Regions from separate parts of the Homo sapiens genome. Here all the other regions are linked to region 1. A link is a contact called in ENCODE Hi-C or POLR2A ChIA-PET data. All regions are on one chromosome and are shown on one strand. The core of a region is the stretch at or near the end of the contact, and the rest is flanking DNA. Distances in the headings are between cores, read along the strand shown.

The links. A loop is a pair of places that touch in the nucleus more often than their neighbours do. ChIA-PET counts read pairs that join two places held with the same protein, here RNA polymerase II (POLR2A). Pooled maps may share reads with other maps.
Region 2: a map of B cell shows a loop between it and region 1 (4-fold over the local background). The contact joins the enhancer-like site here to the promoter of ATG5 in region 1. A Hi-C loop is called at or near these places in 1 of 168 maps with a recorded cell type or tissue (B cell) and 6 of 50 pooled maps. POLR2A ChIA-PET finds 5 or more read pairs at or near these places in 2 of 52 experiments (H1 and PC-3).
Region 3: a loop to region 1 is called in a map of CD4-positive, alpha-beta T cell, with 10 times the contacts of the local background. The contact joins the promoter of PDSS2 here to the promoter of ATG5 in region 1. A Hi-C loop is called at or near these places in 3 of 168 maps with a recorded cell type or tissue (CD4-positive, alpha-beta T cell, CD4-positive, alpha-beta memory T cell and naive thymus-derived CD4-positive, alpha-beta T cell), 1 of 37 single-sample maps with no recorded cell type and 12 of 50 pooled maps. POLR2A ChIA-PET finds 5 or more read pairs at or near these places in 1 of 52 experiments (activated B cell).

What each region holds. Positions count from the first base shown.
Region 1 is chr6:106,323,955-106,327,588 of GRCh38, reverse strand. ATG5 (autophagy related 5) reads left to right here and starts at 1,829. Exons shown (of 8, transcript NM_004849.4): 1 at 1,829-2,063. RefSeq lists enhancers at 1,630-1,949, 1,970-2,019.
Region 2 is chr6:107,656,203-107,659,836 of GRCh38, reverse strand. SOBP (sine oculis binding protein homolog) reads right to left here. Exons shown (of 7, transcript NM_018013.4): 7 at 1-1,630. Among named protein-coding and RNA genes, the nearest start is that of SCML4, 170 kb to the left of the region's middle. RefSeq lists enhancers at 1,503-1,692, 1,154-1,730, 1,933-1,982, 1,731-2,308. Within about 2 kb of position 1,581, at least 21 of the 41 ENCODE cell types and tissues checked have a DNase peak (open chromatin) inside an H3K27ac peak, as active enhancers do; they include B cell, where a contact is called at or near this core.
Region 3 is chr6:107,457,717-107,461,350 of GRCh38, reverse strand. It overlaps PDSS2 (decaprenyl diphosphate synthase subunit 2), which reads left to right and starts at 1,787. Exons shown (of 8, transcript NM_020381.4): 1 at 1,787-2,361. The coding sequence starts at 2,066. RefSeq lists enhancers at 825-1,746, 1,467-1,916.

The DNA.
Region 1 (3,634 bases), core at 580-3,079:
GCTGGGACTGTAGGCGCATGCCACCATGCCCTCCTAATTTTTGTGTTTTTTGTAGAGATGTGGTCTTGCCATGTTGTGCAGGCTGGTCTTGAACTCCTGGGCTCAAGCTATCCTCTTACCTGGGCCTCCCAAAGTGCTGGGATTACAGGCATGAGCCACTGTGCCTGGTCCCAACATTTTGTTAGGAAATAATTTTGAACACACAGCAAAGCTGAACAAATTTTACAGTGAATACCCATTTACAATGAACCTAGATTCTACCATCTAGATTCTACCATTATATTTTACCATTATATTCTACCATTATATTTTACTATATTTGGTTAATCACATATTTATCCATCTATGCGCCCCTAAATCCATCTTATTTTTTAGATACATTTTAAAGGAAATTTTATATACTTTTGTCTGACACTGGGAAGGCAATGCACCTTAATCCCACAAGCTTTCTTACAGAGGCTAATAGCTGTTTACTGGGGACACTGTAGTGAGGATTTCTGCATTGAGTAGGTGAAGAGGACCATAACTGTGGCTTTCAAACTTTTCTGACTGCTACCCTTACTAAGAAATGTATTTCACATTCCTATCCAGTGTACACCACATACATACTGAAGTAAAAATTTTGGGACACAATATTTACCCTTTACATGTGTGAAGCATGCTGATATTTTCTATTTTATTTCATTTAAAAAGATGCTGGGCATGCTTCCCTAACTTGATTTAGATACCCACTAATGTACTGTAATTTACCATTTGAAAATCATTGTACTTAGTCCAACTCCAAGAAGATTTTTCTTTTTAAAAGAATCCTGTGGCTACTACTAGAATTTTCCTTATGTTCCCAATTATCAAGAACCTGTTTTGAGTCTCAGCACAGTACTTACTTAACATGCATGGCGTTAAGGCACGTGTAATTAAGAGAAAAACCTTAAATGCCTGCTAAGACTTCTGGATAGAGCCAATTCAAAGATTCTTTATTAGTAAGTTTACCAATTATTACTATTTTTTTTTTGAGACGGAGTCTCGCTCTTTCGCCCAGGCGGGACTGCGGTGGCCCTATCTTGGCTCACTGCAAGCTCCACCTCCCGGGTTCACGCCATTCTCCTGCCTCAGACTCTCCAGTAGCTGGGACTACAGAAGCCCGCCACCGCGCCCGGCTAATTTTTTTTGTATTTTTAGTAGAGACGGGGTTTCACCGTGTTAGCCATGATGGTCTCGATCTCCTGACCTCGTGATCCGCCCGCCTCGGCCTCCCAAGGTGCTGGGATTACAGGCGTGAGCCACCGCGCCCGGCCCCAATTATTTTTACAAAGAGTAAGATAAAGATATGTACTCTTGGATGGGTGGGAGGGTTCAGTGCTCATATAGTCTTCTGTTAAATTAGGTTATTAATGCCTGCGGTGGTTCCAACAAAGTAGAGAAGAAGATCAAATAAGAAAATGGATGGGAAAGTACTTTGAAAACTAATGTTTTATTAATACTGTTGTGTGATGCCAGGAAGAAAGGGATGTTGCGATCAAGCTCTAGGGAGGCAGTGTTTCAGTATTTTAAAAACTGTTTTTGTGGAACTGTTAAGTTAACCTCCCCAAGCCCCAATAACTACGCTTTGACGCAAGATTCTCAGAAGAGGGTAGAAGCTATGAACTTGGAGAGGTTTGGTCGCGAGTTCAAGCGTACTGCCCCGTTGGCGCATGCTCAAGAGCGACTCGGGCCTCCTTGCTGGGTTAGGCAGAACACGGAGGGCGGAGTTCGGACCACGTGGGGTCTCGTGACGTCATCTCCGGGCGCCGAGGGTGACTGGACTTGTGGTGCGCTGCCAGGGCTCCGCAGCGTTGCCGGTTGTATTCGCTGGATACCAGAGGGCGGAAGTGCAGCAGGGTTCAGCTCCGACCTCCGCGCCGGTGCTTTTTGCGGCTGCGCGGGCTTCCTGGAGTCCTGCTACCGCGTCCCCGCAGGACAGTGTGTCAGGCGGGCAGCTTGCCCCGCCGCCCCACCGGAGCGCGGAATCTGGGCGTCCCCACCAGTGCGGGGAGCCGGAAGGAGGAGCCATAGCTTGGAGTAGGGTACGTGTGTGTGTCCACCTTGTGTGAGGAAATTCCTAGAGGAGGAGGGCTGGGGAGGGGCCAGGTAGGTGTGGTAGGAAGGAGGGGTGAGTAGTTGCCTGGAGGAGCGCCCGCCCGGCCGCGATGGCGGGTGAAGGTGGTTCCTCCGGGCAAGGTGGAGTTGGCGAGACGCCGGCCCGGAGCCCTGGGGCCGGTTGGCGGGTGTGGCCTGCGGGGTCCCTCTTGGGGTACATGTCTGTTGCTTACTAAGGTAGGAAAGCGAGAGTCTAGTCGCAGGCTCTAGAGTTCAGTTCAGGACCTGAATTGTTTGTGGAACACAGTTATTTAAACCTTTATTGCACAGTGCAGTGTGAGTCTGTCCAAACTCGGTGGGTATGTCCTCCAAGCAATTTATCTATTTACGATATTCCCTGTCTCAATAACAATATTTAGTGCTACCAAAGACATTTTCTGTTGGCAAGACACTTTTACATACTTCATTTGTACTTTGGATTATTTTAAAATTATCCTGAACTTGAGGAACCTAGGAAACTATTGGTTCTAGATTTTTCTGAGGGGTGAGGAGGTACAGCCTGTCTTGAGCAATCAGAACCCGGAGACTTACCAGACAGTAGCTGAACTTCCAAAGCCTTCCAGAATTGGCTTGTTAAATTTCTGAGACCTTGAAACTGGATACTTGGCTCTGAACTGAACTATTTGTGATTTCCATAGAGGGAGTTTCTGGTTGAATTTTGAATTTGAAAATAACGATGTTGTGCTCAGGGTAGTAATTGAGAGGTATTTTACACCAGATTTAAGCCTGTGCTTTTATCTTCAAAGATATGCTACTTAAAATTGGGGGAAAGTGTACAGAATGGAACTGTATGGATATGGATTTTTAGAATAGTGCACACACCTCAAGTGTGTATTTATTTCATTAATTTCCCCCAAACTGAGTACCTCCTATGTGTTAGGCACTGGACAAAACAGTAAACAAAATAGTAAACAAAAGAATAAAAATCCCTGCCATCATGAAGTTCCACTTTGGGGATGGGGTGAGAAGACATTGATACAAAAATTAAGGTACAGTCTTTCCTGTCCCTCGGCATCTGTGGGAGATTGGTTCCAGGACCTCCCTTGGATACCAAAGTCCTCAAATGCTCAAGTCCCTGATATAAAATGGTGTAGTGTTTGCAGATAACCTATGCACATCCTCCTATCTTTAGTTCAACTCTGCATTATTTATAATGCGCAATACAACTTAAATGCTGTATAAATAGTTGTTATGGTGTATTGTTTAGGGAATAATGACAAAAAAGAGTCTATACATGTTCAGTACTGACTTTTTTTTCCTTCCCCGAATATTTTTTCATCCATGATTGGTTGAATACAAGGACGAAGAACCCATGGGTAGGAAGGGCCAACTGTGTACGTCAAGTGGCGGAAAGTGCTAGAGAAAAAAACCAAAGCAGTGCAGGGGTATAGGGAATGCCAAGAGATGGGAGTGGTGGCCATAGAAAAGATGATATTAACTTGGAGGCCTACGGGTGATAAAGAAGGGTGCCACTTGGAAGGAGCTGCCACTGAAGCCC
Region 2 (3,634 bases), core at 332-2,831, 1.3 Mb before region 1:
CAAGCTCTCACAGCTCTAATAAATAAGGAGCACCTGTAAAACAGTAGCTTGACTTGTGAAGTGACTCTGTACAAAGGAGAATCTAGAAATACAGTATGTACACCGCATCCTTGGGCCGTGGTGCTTCAAGGCTGGCGCCACACCGTCCTGGCCCTGCCCACCCGCAACTCGCCACCCCTCCTGCTGAGGCTCCGCGGCCTTGTGGGGCGGGGGCACCTGGACCCCTCCAGAGGGAACAATTGCTTTATTTGAGTTAGTAAACAGATACACTGAATCACAAGGTGATTTGATTTTTTTTTTTTTTAGTTTTCTTCCTTTTTTGATTTTTTTCTTAATTTTTTCTCTTCTTTTCTTTTTCTTTTTTTTTCTGTACTCATCAGAATGGGATACTCCACAACTGTCTCACCAACTCAGTGCCAGTACACATGCTCTAGAGGACTTCTGGACTCGCAGCTACAACTGTACAAGTGCACACAAGTGAATCTACCCTGTTATCCTCCACCCACTGATTGAGGATCGAATTGCACATTTCTCTTAACCATGACAGGAGAAAGCAAACAGTGAAACAGAATCATGGGTGATCTTTCTCACTTTCCCTCTTGTTTTCATTGGTTTGTCCATACCATTCTAATTATCATGAAAGGGCTCTGCATATAGAGAGATTGTCTCACTGACTTCCTGGATCACCGAAAACCATCAGGGTTGAAATTTCATCTGAGTCTTTCCTGACGCCCAGCAAATATTCCCCCTCGGATTATTTTACACCTTGAGGGCATTTTGGTCTTCAGTTCAACACTCTTGCTCTGTTCCCAAATGGGGCGCTATTTAGGGGAATTTAAAGAGAAAGCTGAGAAGAATAAACATTTACCGAGTTCTCTTGGCATTCAGTCTCTGAAAAACCACAGTATAAACTATTCATGCTGCTTCTTACATCTGTCAAATCGAAAATTAAAAGCCATAAAAGTGTAACACTGAAAATATGGCATCAAAAAGGATAAAGGTGGCCTTTGTAAAAATAACAAGAAAAGTATATTAGCCAATAAAATATTCTAACTCTTCATTTAAAAGTGCATCCCGGGCAGGACAGAGATGACTCTGAAGCATTGGGCCTCCAGGACCACCCCTCTCCGCCATCAAAACGTGAACAATATAGGTCCAAAACCGTACAATGCAAATCACAATTCTTAGTGTAGCAGCAAAACCACAGCAGTTTTTAAAAAGATTAAAAAAAGATTTTTTGTGTTCCAATCCATATCATCTTCCAGCCTCAGTCGCTGAGCCTTGAAGATGGGGCGGGGAGAATACCTACATTGGTCCTTGTGGCTTGTCGGTATTTCGTTTTTTTTAAAAGCCAGGGGTGAAATCCCTAAGTTCCTCTGGGGAGAAGCAGAGATGGTGGCAGCAGGAAGGCTGGGCCTGCTTGGTGGGTCCAAGATGCGCGGGCTTCTCTGGGCTAGAGGCCATCGAGGGAGGGCTGCTTCCTCTGAGATGCTTAATGACAGGAAGCGGCTTTATTTGCTTGAGTTTTAGCCAGAGGGGGTGGTGAGCTGACCAGCTGGTGTCATTGGATGGCGTGACATGGTTTGCTCTGCGCCCTCTCTCCATGAGCGTACCCTGTGAGTGAACGTTCCTGGAAAAAGAGCAGAAGGGGCTGTCAGAATCCACTGGACCGATCCCCCTCCCTCCGCCCAGCTGGGGAGAACCCAGGCATGAGTCAGACAGCAGCACACTCTCCAGCCGCCAGGGCAGACCTAGGATGAGCCCCAGAACCGCTGCAGCACAGCGTGATTTCAACAGGAGTTTCATTCACGGTCTGCTCAGGTCAGCCCTGCCAGCTTTGTGTGAGGAAATGAAACTCAAGTCGCTTTTTGGAATACCATAATGAGTAGGGTACACCACGCCCTCACCCAAAGACCACAGCATCCTTTGCAACCCAGCAACCCTCCCCCTCCACATGACTGCATGCTTAACCAGCAGGAGGCTTTTTTTTTTTTTTGAGACAGGGTCTCGCTCTGTTGCCCAAGCTGGAGTGCAGTGGTGCAACTGGCTCACTGCAATCTCTGCCTCCCAGTTTCAAGTGATTCTCCTGCCTCAGCCTCCCAAAGTGCTGGGATTACAGGCATGAACCACCGCATCCAGCCCCAGCAGGAGGTCTTTTGAGTCACCCAAGGTCACTCCAAAGCCAGGCAAGGTCACGGAGGACCCTGGAGCTCCTGACCTCACTCCTGTAACCCCATGTCTCAGCTCTGGTATTTGCTGAAAAGAGGGCCAATAGATTCACTTTTTGGCAAGTGGAAAATTACCATGGACACATATACCTATCTTCAGAAGTTTCCCACAAAGGCAACTAAGCTGGAAGAAATGCTTGCTTTTCTCCGTGTGTGGGTCTTGCCTGTAAAAGGTGAGCCATTCACATCTCTTCACATCCAAAACAAACAGTAGCACTGGACTGGAAGAAAATAAATCAACCAAGAGCCTTGGGGTCCCAGGGCAGAGGCTCTGAACAGGATTTTCCACCAGGAAAGTCAGTTTCTGGGGAATGCTCATCCCAACATTCACCGAGATATGAGGCTCTGCCTCTTGATACCTGCAGCCTTCTTTCATTTGCCGCCAGTCACTTGGTTTGAAATAGAGCTTCCTGAGGCCACTCAGTCAGTTCTGGGAGCAGCCACTTAGAAGTCTGCCAACTGCATGGTAAAGCCCCAGAGGTCAGGGGCTTGTCTGTTTTGCTCGTGTCTCTACACCCAACTCGTAGCTCAGAGTCTGGCCCGCTGTGGGCGCTCGACACACTTTGATCACATGAGTGGGTCAGGCGCCTCTCTTCTGCCATGCCCCAAAACAGCACCTTTTCTTCCTGCCAATAAATGAGGCTGTCAGAAATGTGAATGGGTAAAATTTGGCTAAGGTGAGGTGGTGACAGAGGACTTGTAAACATCTTTACAACTGTTGAGATTATTCTTAGAACAATGAACAAATAACTTCAGAGAGGTGATAGAATGTAGGACTTGAAGGGACCCCAGAGATAATACAGTACCATTTCCTCATTTTATAGTGAAGAAATGGAGCCACAAAGAGACCTGGAAGCTTGCTTGGAGTGTTTATAACATGAATTTAGCAAGAGCAAGAGGAGGTCAAATGCCCATTGGGAGGACTAAGTGGAAGCTTGTGCTTTGAACCCTGCTATCTAAATCCTGGTGTTAATGGCAACAATAATCAGCAGCAGCCAAAAACAAGGTTTGAAAGTTTCACTGTGCACGACAGGAAATGCCTGAGTTCCCCCAATCACATTAAATCACCAGATCTGTGTGTACTTAATATGTATATTAAATAACCAAAGTGAAAATGCAAAACACCACAAATATGTAATGGGGGTGGAATTACAAGGCCATGGAAACCTTTTCATTTGGCATGGTCAGATTTGGAAATGTGGATATTTATTTCTGAATAAAGAGCTCACATTTGACTTACTTTCTTTCTTTCTTTCTTTCTTTCTCTTTCTTTCTTTCTTTCTTTCTTTCTTTCTTTCTTTCTTTCTTTCTTTCTTTCTTTTCTTTCTTTCTCAAGAATAAGTGACAATGGAGAGAGGGGATACAAAAATAAAAGCACCAAGAGCCACTATCAAATGTGAGGCCAC
Region 3 (3,634 bases), core at 538-3,037, 1.1 Mb before region 1:
TACTTTAAGGGCATAGACTGTGTTTGATACTTATAATCACAATTCATGTTAAATAAAATGTGCCCCTGAAAAGTTACACCTAAACTGAATTTTTGTAAATAAAAAATTTAAATCACAAGGAAAACTTGCCAAAGGGAGAGTATGAAGCTAAATCTTTTGTAGAGAAAATCATCTTGTTTTGCAAAGTGAACAACTACTCTTTAAGTCCCAATCTTTATTTGTAGCTCAAGAGGCTGGTACAGTATTATGCATGATGCTCATTTAAAAAATACTGACAGGCTGGGCATGGTAGCTGGTAGCTCACACCTGTAATCCCAGCACTTTGGGAAGCCGAAGTGGGCGGATCACTCGAGGTCAGGAGTTTGAGACCAGCCTGGTCAACATGGTGAAACCCAGTCTCTACTAAAAATACAAAAGTTAGCCGGGCGTGGTGGCAGGCGCCTGTAGTCCCAGCCACTTGGGAGGCTGAGGCACAAGAATTGCTTGAAACTGGGAGGCGGAGGTTGCAGTGAGCTGAAATCGCGCCGCTGTACTCCAGCTTGGGTGACAGAGCAAGACCCATCTCAAAAAATAAATAAAAAATAAAAATAAAATACCATGAATTTGGAAGGATTTTGAAAGTTTTAGAGAGTTTTATAAGCTATTTTTAAGAGTGTAAAAAATGGATAATATATCCTTTATTAAGAACGGTTAACACCTGTTTTAGGTGATAAGAAAGGAGGTAAGATCTTAGGCACATTTGAAAAAAAAATAGGTAGCATTACTTAAAAGATAATCATATTGACTGTTTCCTCTCAGCAATAAGGAGAAAAGAGTGGATGGGAGCCTATTATTTAGACGGTGTAATCTTTCGGTTAGAATACGGATTCTGAAACCAGATTGTCTGGGCTCACATCCCTGTCTAGTGTGGTCTTAGGGAACTTACGCGACTCGACTGCACCTTAGTTTCCTCATACAAAACACGGAGAATACTAATATTATCTACTTAATGAGGTTGTTCTGAGGATTAAATAAAGTAATACATGAACTAGTACGTGAAAAGCACTCCGGTCAGCGATAGTCTTCAATCCTGGAGTTGAGCTCCAGGCTAGGCATAAAGAGGAAGATAAGAGGCAGGGAGTAGGCAACGTTTCATTCTTCCTCTCCGCACCCGCGGGAAGGAGGCACCGCTGTTTCTCCCAAGGCTCAGCGAGGAGGCCGGTAATTCGAAGTTGGATCCGAGGACTTTCCTTGGGACCCCTTTCCGCCGCACCACGCTGCCTTATGTCTGGTTGGGCCCTGAGGACACGAGGGCTCAGCCCCACGCCCCGACTAGGCGTTCCACCACTGAGACGTGGCCCCAGCTCCAGGAGGCATGCAGCCCGAGAGGCCGCCTTCACGCCCGGCCACGGCCACTGCCACTGCCAGGGGCTGGTGGCGATAGCGACAAAAAGCTTCCGGGAGGAACTGGTGCCTCCGCCCGACGCCCTTCCTTGCGGGCAAGCCGGGGGCTGACCGTTGTTCGTGACACCAATACTTATGCATGCCACTCAGTGCTGGGCGCCGGGGACTCTAATGAATCCAGACTCGGCCCAGATACCGTGTGCAGAGGGACCACTCGCCGCCCACAACTGATCCCTGTCACTGACGACCTTTGCTGGCCCAGAGCGGCGGGGTGGGAGGAGCTGAACCTCCCAACCCGGGTTCACCTCCAAAGCACCGCCCCTGCGGGGGCGTTCTCGGGTACGCCGTAAAGTAGAGAGTATACTTAACAACCCGCCTCTGTCTTTACGGCAGGCCGCATTCCATGCCTCCAATATGGCGTCCTCCACATAGGCAGTGGCTGTGGTTTCTACCCCGGGTGGCCGGGGGCAGTGCTGAGCTGGGACTGTTGTTTGCCCAGCCTGGGCTGCAGAAAGCAGCAGTTAAAGTTCGTTTCTGGTCACTGCTCCAGGAAGCCACCTTACTCTGAGGGTCAAGAATTGCCGCTTCCTTTTAGTTACTGTAAGTTCCTCCTCTGCCCCTGGTTTGTTTCCCGCGGCACTTCTGGATACCCCCAGGTCCCAGACCCTTCCAGACTCAAACCATGAACTTTCGGCAGCTGCTGTTGCACTTGCCACGTTATCTTGGAGCCTCGGGTTCCCCGCGTCGCCTGTGGTGGTCCCCGTCCCTCGACACCATCTCCTCGGTGGGCTCTTGGCGTGGTCGGTCCTCCAAGTCCCCGGCCCACTGGAATCAGGTAGTGTCAGAGGCGGAGAAGATCGTGGGGTACCCCACGTCCTTCATGAGCCTTCGCTGCCTGCTGAGCGACGAGCTCAGCAACATCGCTATGCAGGTGCGGAAGCTGGTGGGCACTCAGCACCCTCTGCTTACCACAGCCAGGTGAGCTACCCCTCTCCCGCTGACACACTCGCACTCATTGGAATACTTTTTTTTCTGGCGGGCATACGCATTCTAGCTCTCTCAGACTGGCTCCTGATTTATCTCTTTTTAGTCCTTCCTTTTTACTCACTCCTCCTAGACATTCCGTGTTGTCTCTTCTCTAGTCCACTTAACGTTCTTGCTCAGCTGAGTGCATAAGTGGTTTTCTTTGAAACACTTGTATGCTTTCCTCGATTTTGCTTCTTAATTGTTGAGGATGAAGATGCCTCAGTGATTTGTGGAGAAATCGAGCGGAGATGTAGGTTTATTGAGTCACTTCCTAGAAATTTTTTTTTTTTTTAATGGGATAGATTAATTTTCTGTCCCGCACTGTTCAGGGGGTCACCTCCAGAAAGTAGGCAAGGAGAGAGAGAGAGGCTGAAGGTAGATAATTCTTTCCAACGAATGTCTTGGGGTTGAAGTAGGAATTTATCCCGTTAGTAGTCATTATCTTCTTGGGATGTTTATCACTTATGCTGTACTACTGCTGTGAAACCTGCCTTTAGGATTTATAAAAGTTTTTTTTTTTTTTTTTTTTGAGACGGAGTCTCGCTTTGTCGCCCAGGCGGGAGTAGCTGGGACTACAGGTGCCCGCCACCACGTCCGGCTAATTTTGTTTTTGTATTTTTAGTAGATACGGGGTTTCACCGTGTTAGCCAGGATCGTCTCAATCTCCTGACCTCGTGATCCACCCGCCTCGGCCTCCCAAAGTGCTGGGATTACAGGCGTGAGCCACCGTGCCCGGCCAAAAGTTTTTTTTTTTTCTTCCACTTAAACCCCACACCTGAATTGTAATTAGTTTAAACATACAGCGAAGTTACAAAAATAATATAGTTCAAAGAACACACTTGCATACTCTTTAATCAGATCCACCTGCTACGTAGATATGTCTATATATGTCAATATATACATTAAATACATATACACACAGATATATATACTATTCACGTGTATATATCTTTCTATATATTTTTTTCTGAATCATTTGATGGTAGATTGCATACATCACGATCCTTTTCCCCTAAATACTTCAGTATGTATTTCCTAAGCATAGCAGTAATCTCCTACGTAAGTACGCTACAGTTACCAACTTAGGTATATTTAATATTGATACAATACTTTTATTTAATCTACCATTTAATTTCAATTTTGTTAATTGGCCTAATAATGTTCTTTATAGCATTCTTTACCCTCCAGGACAGGATTCAGTCCAGGATCAAGTATTGCGTTTAGT